2 separate regions of the Homo sapiens genome follow, and region 2 is linked to region 1. A link is a loop called in an ENCODE intact Hi-C map of the cell type or tissue named here. Cell type or tissue: PC-3. All regions are shown on one strand.

Region 1 (5,000 bases):
TTGGGAGGCTGAGGCAGGAGAATCACTTGAACCCAGGAGGTGGAGGTTGCAGTGAGCCGAGATTGTGTCATTGCACTCCAGCCTGGCGACAGAGCCAGACTCTGTCTCAAAAAAAAAAAAAAAAAAAAAAAAGGCATTTTATAATCAAACTCCCACTTATTTGTGGAAACATCAAAATCAAAGCGATTGAATGAACTCATGGAGATATAGAGTAGAAGAATGATTACCAGAGGCTGGGAAGGGTTGTTGGCGGTTGGTTGGGGGGAAGTGAGGATGGTTAATGAGTACAAAAACATAGAATGAGTAAAACCTAGTATTTGATAGCACAACAGGGTGACTATTGTGAATAATAATTTAATTGTACATTTTAAAGTAGCTAAAAGAATATAATTGCATTGTTTGTAACAGAAAGGAAAAATGCTTGATGGGGTGTTTACCCCATTTCCTCTGATATGATTATTATGCGTTGCATGGCTGTATTAAAGTATCTCATGTACCCCACAAATATATACACTTACTATGTACTCACAAAAATTAAAAATTAAACTCTACATAGGACTTTTGCACTTTCAGTAAGACAAGAACAAAAGAGAAGTCCCCCTTTCCAAAAACCATCTCAATTTGCTCTTTTTAAAGTAAGAATGTGTTGATATAAAGTTTGGAAGACAATAAACCTACTATCAATGGCATATTTTGCTATAAAAGCTAAGCCCAGAGCAAATGTGAGAATAAACTCTGGCAACTTTGATCAACGAATACTAATAATGTTGTATGTTTATAAGTGTTTTCAATATTTCTAAACTTCTTCTACTTCTTTCATATCATTTGATAGTAACAATCCAGTAAGGCAGTAGAGAAGACAGAAATGTTATTCCTACTTGAAAATAAGAAGCAAAGAGACAGGGAGCTTATAGGGCTTCCTCAACATCAACTGACTAGTTAGTGGAAGAGCAGAGGAGGTAAAGCTCACCTGCAGTCCCTGTGTGTTTCCCTCAACACAAGATACTGTCCGTTCATATTCACTTAGGCTGTTGACAATAATCATGGCTACAGAATGGATGGTAGAACAATCTCCACAGATAGTAAGGATGAATAGATTGTGCTATAATCGATCAGGTGTGGTGACTCATGTCTGTAATCCCAGCACTTTGGGAGGCCGAGGCGGGTGGATCATTTGAGACCAGCAGTTCGAAATCAACCATGGCCAAAGTGGTGAAACCCCATCTTTCCTAAATATGCAAAAATTTTGGAGTGGTTGCCCACGCCTGTAGTCCCAGCTACTAAGGAGGTTAAGGGAGGAGAATCACTTGAACTTGGAAGGTGGAGGTTGCAGTGAGTCGAGATCATGCCACTGCACTCCAGAGTGAGACTCTGTATCGGAGGAAAAAAAAAAAAGGTTGTGCTGTATTCTGCTTATTTCATGGCAGTTGTCATTTGTCTATAGCCATAGCCTGGGAAACTTTCAGCTCTAGTCATCCAGATTATTTTGTGGGGACTGTTTTCAATTAACATTGTAACACTGGTCCTTTGTTACATATTGTTTTTCCACAAATTGTGATGGAATCAACTCTGTATGATCAGTTCTGTATTTCCACATCTTTTCAAGGCGTTTAGCCAAGAAGGAAATCTCGTTTGTTGTCATGGAAAAAATTTGATTCCCACAGAGGCATCGCACCTGTAATTCTGGTCTTTTCATTATAGCCTCAGATAAAAAATATCACCTTATCCTTTCCAACACAACTCTCGAAATAGCTATGTATTCTTTTATAAAACCTTTTTACTTTGTTGAGTTTCCTTCTGAGACTTCCTGATTTTCAATGATTCTACTCTGGATGGTTGAAAATGCTAAAACATTTTTCTTTTTCATCAGATCTGTTCTCTTCAAATCCCTCTGTTGCCTTTCCAAACCACATTTAAACTTTGTGAGTTTTTTTTTTCTTTAAGATTTCTATCAAACTAAATTTTTAAACCAATCAAAAGAAATAATAACTATAATACAACTCCTCAATTTTCAGCAATAAATAATTCTGGCAACAAGAAGGAAAAGAAAATTAAACTACTGAATGCATTTTCATACCATGCTGGGAAGAACAGCTATAGAAAATTATTAGATTCTCCTCTATAAATGTCTTAGTACAGAACCTGGCATTTTGCTAAGTTTTTTTAATCCCCCCAAAGGATGTGAATTATCTAGGCAAAAATGTTTATAGAGGTAAATGAGAACCAGATAGTTTATAAATAGAATAAGAAAGGGAGCCAGGGAGGGAAGGAAGAAGGGGAGGGGAGTGGGAAAGGATCAGGGGGAAGAAGAGGGAGAGTGTGAGAGGGAGTGAGAGAGAGGAAAAGATTGGAGAAAGAAAAATCTGCCCAGCACAAGCTGGTGCCTTGCAGTAGTCTGACATGATACTGGGTAGTAGAAGGATCTGGCAGGATAAGATTCTTCTACTGTAGATGAAGCAGGAAGCTCTGAAACTTTCCAATTTCTTTAGAACAACATGGGATAGATCCTATAGTTCTTCTATTGTCCCAAGGACTAGGACCTGACATATAAGGAACAACCACAGAACCATTCACTTGTAATAGTAAAATTGAATTTTAATTCTTGTTCTATTTTATAAATGCACAATTTATTGAACAAAATGATCAATGCACTCCACAATGCATTGTAAATATTTCTATAGGCAGTTGTAAAGGATATTATCTCTTGAGACAAGTGCTTCTGGTATTTTCTATAAATGTGGCTGGGGTCAAGACCTGTTGGTCTTGACTCACTGGTATTTTATGCTGTTACAGGAAGTCTGGGGCAGGTGGGGGATGGCTTAGTAAACATTAGTTCTTTCTGAATCAACAGGAATATTGAACGTGATATCTGAATACTCAGGTTAGAATGTTATTTCACTTCTGTCAGTCTCCCATTAGCAGCGACTGATTGCAATAAGCTCTAGATTTTCAGAAGTACTATATGGAAAATGCCATAAATCAGAAATTAAGACGAAGTGCAATTTGACAAAAGTACATTACAATTAGCATTAACTTTATTGATTGGTCTATAACAGAGAACTGTTTACCAATGCAATCTAGATGCATCTGCTCTTCTATAACTGCTTATTTAGGTGGAAGTTTATGAGTTTTCTATGCAAAGTGTCTTGCCTTAAATCTCTTTTTCTTTCATGCTAGTAAATAGAAGTAAGAAGCTTTCTCCCTTATAAATACAGACCAGAAAGAGGTCGATAGAATGCCAGTTCTATGTTTTTCAAGATTAATAGATGTTAATAAAATGAAGTGATAAAATTGCTAATTGGATTCAGAAGGTAGAACTGTGGCAAGAAATACTTTTTAAAGGGTTTTTAAAAATTGTGATTTTTATTGGAAGGAGGTGGATGGGAAGATACTCCTTATGTTGGGATCTGGAATGGCCTAATTATCTTTGGAAAGTCCCTGTTTTACTTAATTCTGTATTCATATCTTCCTTACAGTACTCAGTTTTCTTAGATTTTCTTCTCTCTTGCAAAATGAGAGGGTTCAAAATTACTTAATTTCAATTGATGCCATTGTCTCTGGAAAGCTGCAAAAAGGCATCAGACAGCAATTATGCATTTACTATTTTATTGTTAGTGTCATGTACCTTCCAAATGGAACTGCTACAAATAAACATTTCATATTTGTCAGCCTTCACAATGTTACGGTGGTAATATCAACTGGGTCTACCTTTGTACATGGGTGTATATCTGTACATATGTCTTTCTAGAAAAGAATATTCAGTACATGCTTGGAGAAATTTTAATAAAAAATAGTTATAACATCTAAGAGTACAAGAAAACACACGTTTAGTTTTAGGCCTATTGCAGAGATAATTTGAGGCCTAAAAATTGTAAGCCTTTCATTAACACATTTATTTGTAGAGAAAATTTGTCTCTGAATATATAGTGGATTGAAAATTCCTGGACAGTGAATGAGTCATATGTCTTGGTATTTGCCGTAGCAACTAATAAGCCTGAGTAATTTACCTGGTAATCTGTAATCTTGCTTCAAAAAAGTATTTAAGGTAGATTACTGTAGAAGCCACACATAGAGTTGCAAAAGACAAAAGAAAAGAATTAAAATCTTTTAGGAAAGAGAATGACATTCTCCAACCTGGGCTAATATTGAATTCTGCAATTTTAGCTTTGAGTTTCCTGGAAAATAAGACAAGAAGTAAAACATGATGGATAAATATTTATCATTATCAAATGTAAGAAAGTAAGTCATTTTGACAAGAACAACAAGCTTTTACTGATAAAAGAATGTGAAATGAATTCATATGGAACTGTAGAAGGAGAATATTGAGCTACATGAAGTGTAGCTTGAAGACCAGATTTTTAAAAAGCGGAAATGTTTTTGGTATAAATATTTCTTATATTGATATTTGAAAAAAAAACTCTGCCTGCTTAATATTAAAATATAAGTCAGCAGTCATCATGAACAAAAATGTTACGTGGAAAGATTGTCATATCCTAGAAATTAGATGGCGGCCTAGAGAGTTACATAAACAAAGAATAGCTGGAAAGAGTTCAGCATAGCAAAAGCAGCTACAAAAATAAACTCGGGCAAAAGCTGTGCTGAACAAAAGCTTCACCCTGGCAAGCCGCCAAGGGAAGTTACTCAAACTGGGCAGAGCCTTTCCTGAGAAACCTCTGCCTCCTGGTCGGGAAGTTTTCCCTTGAAATCCTAAGCTTTTCTGGTCGTTTTATCTAAGAATTCTGCCTAGAGTAACAGTTATTAGGTTCTACCTCACTTAGCATACTGTGATCTTGACATCAGGGCAAGGAGCTCGCTCTTATCTCAGTGCATCTGCACAGTCAACTTCCTCAGTTACAAACCCCTCCTACCTACCCTCAGCCCCTGCTGGGCCCAGTATCTACTTAACAGTTCACACGTAGCCTCTGCTTAACTACTGCTTCCTTCAGGAAGTCTTCCCAAATCTGAGTAAGTTGTCCCCAGGTCGGTGATTCTCATGCCTG
Region 2 (5,000 bases), 74 kb after region 1:
ATGGTGAAAACCCCGTCTGTACTAAAAATACAAAAAATTCCGCCAGGTGTGGTTGCGGGTGCCTGTGGTCCCAGCTACTCGGGAGGCTGAGGCAGGAGAATGGCGTGAACCTGGGAGGTGGAGCTTGCAGTGAGCTGAGATGGCACCACTGCACTCCAGCCTGGGCGACAGAGTGAGACTCTGTCCCAAAAAAAAAAAAAAAAAAAAAAGTTTGAGGTCAGCCTGACCAACATGGTAAAACCCCGTTTCTACTACAAATACAAAAATTAGCTGGGCATGGTGGCTGGCACCTGTAGTTCCAGCTACTCGGGAAGCAGAGGCACAAGAATCACTTGTGCCTGGGAGGTGGAGGTTGCAGTGAGCCGAGATCACACCACTGCACTCCAGCCTGGGTGACAGAGCAAAACCCTGTCTCAAAAAAACAAAAAAACAAAAACAAAAACAAAAAACCCCAGAAAATTAGATTATCAATTGAGTTATTTAACCAGGAAAAGAAAAATGGACACATACAATTACCTGATATTTTTTTGGAAATTTTCAAAACCAGTTGTATACATCCTCAGAAAAGAGAAAAGAAATAAGAATTTGCATTGAAGTAGCAGTATTTTATTTGGTATAAAGAAGAGTTTGGAGTCTCTAAAGTCTGAGAATTGTGTATGGGGGAAGGTTACAGAATAACATATCTAGACATTTTTATAAAATGAAGCACCTTCTTTGAAGGACTTTAATCAGTCAAGATTTGAGTTCCTATTATGTTCAAGGCACTGGGTGGGTGGGTACTGGGACTGCTGCAGTGGCAAGATATGGTAGCTACACATAAGACAGGAAACAGATGTGCAAATAGATAACATAATACAATGGAATGAGGACAAGAGTGGAATTGTGATCTCAATGTGGGAGATCAGAGGAATTCACTTTGTCCTGGGCAGTTAGGGGAATCTTCAGAGAAGACTTAATATGAGCGTCGAAGGATAAGTAAGAGATGGCCTGAAGAAGTTTGCTAGCATTCACTTTAGCGAGTGTTATTTACCGTTACATGATAAGGGTAATAAAAGAACATGCCCTGTGGAATCTAACACTCCTGAGTTCAGTTCCTTGCTCCACCACTTTCTTCTTCTTCTTCTTTTTTTTTCCCTTGAGAGACAGTCGCCCAGGCTGGAGTGCAGTGGCATGATCTCGGCTCACTGAAACCACCACCTCCAGCGTTCAAGCGATTCTCATGCCTCAGCCTGCAGCGTAGCTGGGATTACAGGCGCGCACCACCATGTCTGGCTAATTTTTGTATTTTTTCGGTAGAGACGGGGTTTCACCAAGTTGGCCAGGCTGGTCTCAAACTCCTGAGCTCATGTGATCCACCTGCCTCAGCTTCCCAGAGTGCTGAGATTACAGGCGTGAGACACCGTGCTCGGCCGACTTTCTGATGGCATAGTTTGGGCATACTATTTAATCTCTCTCTGAGCCTATACTTTCTCTTTTGAATAACAACATGGTATGCTCCATGAGAAAATAAATGAGATAAATGAGAAAACAGTAAACACATGCCTTTGAGTCTTATAGATATTTCTGTACATAATGTCAACAAATTTAGGGTCTAACTGATATCATAATTACACTCCTGAACACATTATTTGGAACAAAGCCGCTCCTTTTATAAGCGCCCACATTCTTTGCTTGATCCCACTGTTCAAAGATTTTTGTTCATTTTCTGTTCTAGATTTTCCCTTACAACACTTGTACTGGATTGAATTCTGTCCCCTACAAAATTCATGTCCATACAGAACCTCAGAATATGACTTACTTTAGAAATAGCGTCTTTGCAGATATAATTAATTATATTAAGATGAAGTCATGCAGAATTAGTGTGGGCTCTAAATCTAGTATGACTTGTGCCCTTATAAGAGAGGGGAAGACACACAGGGTCACAGGGAAGAAGGCCATTTAAAGAGAGTAGCAGAGAAAGGACCCAGGCTGCCACAAGTCACAGAATGCCAAGGATTGCTGACAACCACCAGAAACTTCAAGAGGCAAGGAAGGACTCTTCCCTAGGCTCTGAAGGGCCTTTGGAGGTAGCATGCCCTTGCTGATGCTTTGATTTTGGATTTCTAGCCTCTAATACTATAAGAGAATAAATTTCTTTTTTAGGCTACCCAGTTTTTGTTACTTTGTTATAGCAGCCCTTGGAAACTAATACAACATCTATACGCCATCTACCTTCCATTTAAAGTCATGACTTAATTCTGAAGGCATGTAGTGGCTTTGTAACATGTTGAACTGACAGGGCTGTGCTGCATTTCCTAGAACCCCCTTCTCTGTCTGTTTCTAATTAAGCTGTGCCACAAGATACATTTTTGTGCAAGCTTTGGGGGCACAAACTCTAACAGCAGCCATATTTTTTTTATGCTTAGAATATTGAGGTAGGGCCACCGGGTGCTTTTGTGGTTCAAATACCTTGCTCCTCATCTGCCTGCTCACCTCATTGGTGTTTAAGGCAGCAGCCTCACCTGCAATTGCTGTGCCTTCCCCTGCATCCTTTTTCAGCTTCTTTGACTCCTGGCCCAGGTGTGTATTTACCTCAGTGAAGAAGAGTCCATCTTCTCCTGCAGGAGACAGTGAGAAACTGACATGGTTTGAGCTTTTCCTTGTTCTCTCTACTTGATTTACATCCACCCATTCCTTCCAGACTGCCTGCCCAGCAGACATCAAGCTCCAGCATCAAATGCAAAGACAATGGCCTTGCAGACACTGTTTTACCAGCTCCCTCAATTTTCTAAAGTCAAATCTCTATAATAAATTGCTTCTCTAATTAGACCCTCACAGATGTAGGTACTCAGGGCCCCATAGCTTGGTCCTAAGTTTTCAGACAAGATCATTTCTCCCTGTCTACAGATGAGACAGCTATAATTTAAAAATCCTTGCACCCAAAGTTCTCAAACATACCAGGTGAAATGCCAAGTGGTGTTTTATGTGAACTTACTTTTGTGGTTTTCAGCCTCCAGTGAATTTAGTGGCTCAGCATAAAGATCTCTCACTTCCTCTCCCTCATGTTTGTGACACTTCTTTCCCTTGCTCTGCTGCCACAGACAAAGAAAATTACAGGCAGCTCCTACTGTTCCCTTCTTCGACTCCCACCAGGAGCAGTAGGCTCCAGGGTTCACATTCTGTTTTACAAAGGCTTTTTCAGCCATCGTTCGGGAAGACCTTGGCTCGACTGTCAGCAGGAACCGTGGCTATCTGCAGCTGGAGCCTCAGAGGAGAGGCCCTGACTCCACAGTGGCAACCCTTCCCTTCAACCTTGTCGTAGTTCTCTTTCCCGAGAGCCAGACAATGTAATCTGAGACATCCTGGTGCTGATGGGAAGAAGATGAATCACAATGCAATGGGCGTTGGATTTTTTTTTTTTTTAAAGCTCTCATTTCCTTTGTGCGTAAAAGCTGGACATGACATTTGCAACTGGCTCTACCAGGCAGTTCTCCTTGTGCCAGCACCAAGTATACTCTCATAATATGGCCCACAGTGAAAGCTTCATGCAATTGTAATGAAGATCCTGTAGCCAGAATGAATGACTCCATTCACTGCAAACATAGAACTTGCTATGGATGTTCAATTACATTTGATGTCTCCTGGATAGCGTAGAAGGGGAGGTGAACAGTGATGTCAGCTTGGACGAAGACAGGTTAGAATAAGCAAAAAGGGGACTTGCTGTTCTCATTTCTAGTCAGCATGCCAGTAGAATGGTGTCTGTAACCTGGCACTCTGTTCTTAATAGGTTATTGATAATGGTCTTTATTCATTTTTAGAGGACTCTTCCATAGCTCCAGTTGTCCCCCAACCCAGCCCCAACTCAATGTCTCTAAGTTGCCATATTTCTGTGACTTGATTTACCCTATTCTTTCTGCAAGGATATTTCTTGCCTTTTCTGTACTTCAAGAACTCCTGCTCATGTTTTGAGAACTAGCTGAAACATTCTATCATTGACATCTTCAGAGAAACGGAACTTTTTCTACTGTGTTCCCAGCATCTTTTAAGAATCTTTATTATAATCCACAGTCCAAATCACATAATTATTTACTTACCTGTCTAGTATCTAAACTTCTTGTGGACTTGACTGATTCATCAGAACCTAGAACAGTTCCTGGAACTAATGTGGAACTAATAGCTTTTCTTTTTTGAAGAGAATTGGATAATATTGAGAAGAGAGTGATTGGCTTGGCTAAAGAACATTAAATTAGCATTTTGAGTATCTGGATTGTAATCCCCAATTCTGTTACTATCCATATGACCTTAAGGGTTTTAAATGGCTGGTCAGGGTTGAGTGACACTGACTAGTGAAGCAAGTCTCAATTTCTTTTGCCTTGATGTCTTCATTTGCTAATTGGTGGATATGATAATCACCCTTGCTAACTCATGGGTTTGTCTTAAGAATCAAATGAAACACAAAATATAAAAATGTCCCTGTTCCCCCCATCAATAGAGCATAGAGCAATGCCAGTTATTTTCGTTAACGCTTTTATAAGATCTTCAGAGGTTCAGGGATGGACAGGCTCCTTGTAACCTGGGGCTCTTCTCTCTGATGCTGGGCTGTTAGAACAGGCTGACCTGGACTAAGGACTTGTTCCTCTGACCTGTGATTGGTGGAAAGAGTCCCAGTGAAGGCCATTGGCTTCTGAGATTTAGGTGAATGAACTTTGTTATGTGGCTTGTTTGTTGTGGGCTTTCTGCCTGCCTCCCCAGGCTCCTAACAGGTGATATACACAGTAAAAATACTAGTGACCACTTGGAAGACACGAGTTTGAAATCACGAGTTAGTGAATGGGCTGAATTCCCTGGGAACAGTCATTCAATCAATAAATATTTCTTAGGCAGCTATGGAAAGAGCTATTGAGGGACATTATAGATTTTTCAGAGATCTTTACAAGGAAAGAGATTCTCATTGGTCTGGGATGGACCAGGGCTTCTCTTATTTGAGGCTGTTTTTACCTCCTCCTCAGGTATGAGCTGGC

Evidence for each region. Peaks named below come from ENCODE experiments on the same cell type or tissue, not always from the same donor. Only the 100,000 strongest peaks of a DNase experiment are listed, where the experiment ranks them.
Region 2: it touches region 1 in a loop (3-fold over the local background); 5 of 110 quality-filtered maps call a loop at or near these places.

The regions. Positions count from the first base shown.
Region 1 is chr13:59,531,555-59,536,554 of GRCh38, reverse strand. The region is part of intron 1 of LOC107984625 (a long non-coding RNA gene); the gene reads left to right. Among named protein-coding and RNA genes, the nearest start is that of DIAPH3-AS1, 480 kb to the left of the region's middle. In PC-3, no CTCF peak of the experiment used is centred here; DNase peaks (open chromatin) are centred at 2,754 and 4,624; H3K4me3 peaks cover 561 bases; H3K27ac peaks cover 1,735 bases.
Region 2 is chr13:59,457,435-59,462,434 of GRCh38, reverse strand. No RefSeq gene overlaps it. Among named protein-coding and RNA genes, the nearest start is that of DIAPH3-AS1, 550 kb to the left of the region's middle. In PC-3, a CTCF peak has its summit at 2,239; a DNase peak (open chromatin) is centred at 3,414; H3K4me3 peaks cover 793 bases; H3K27ac peaks cover 2,173 bases.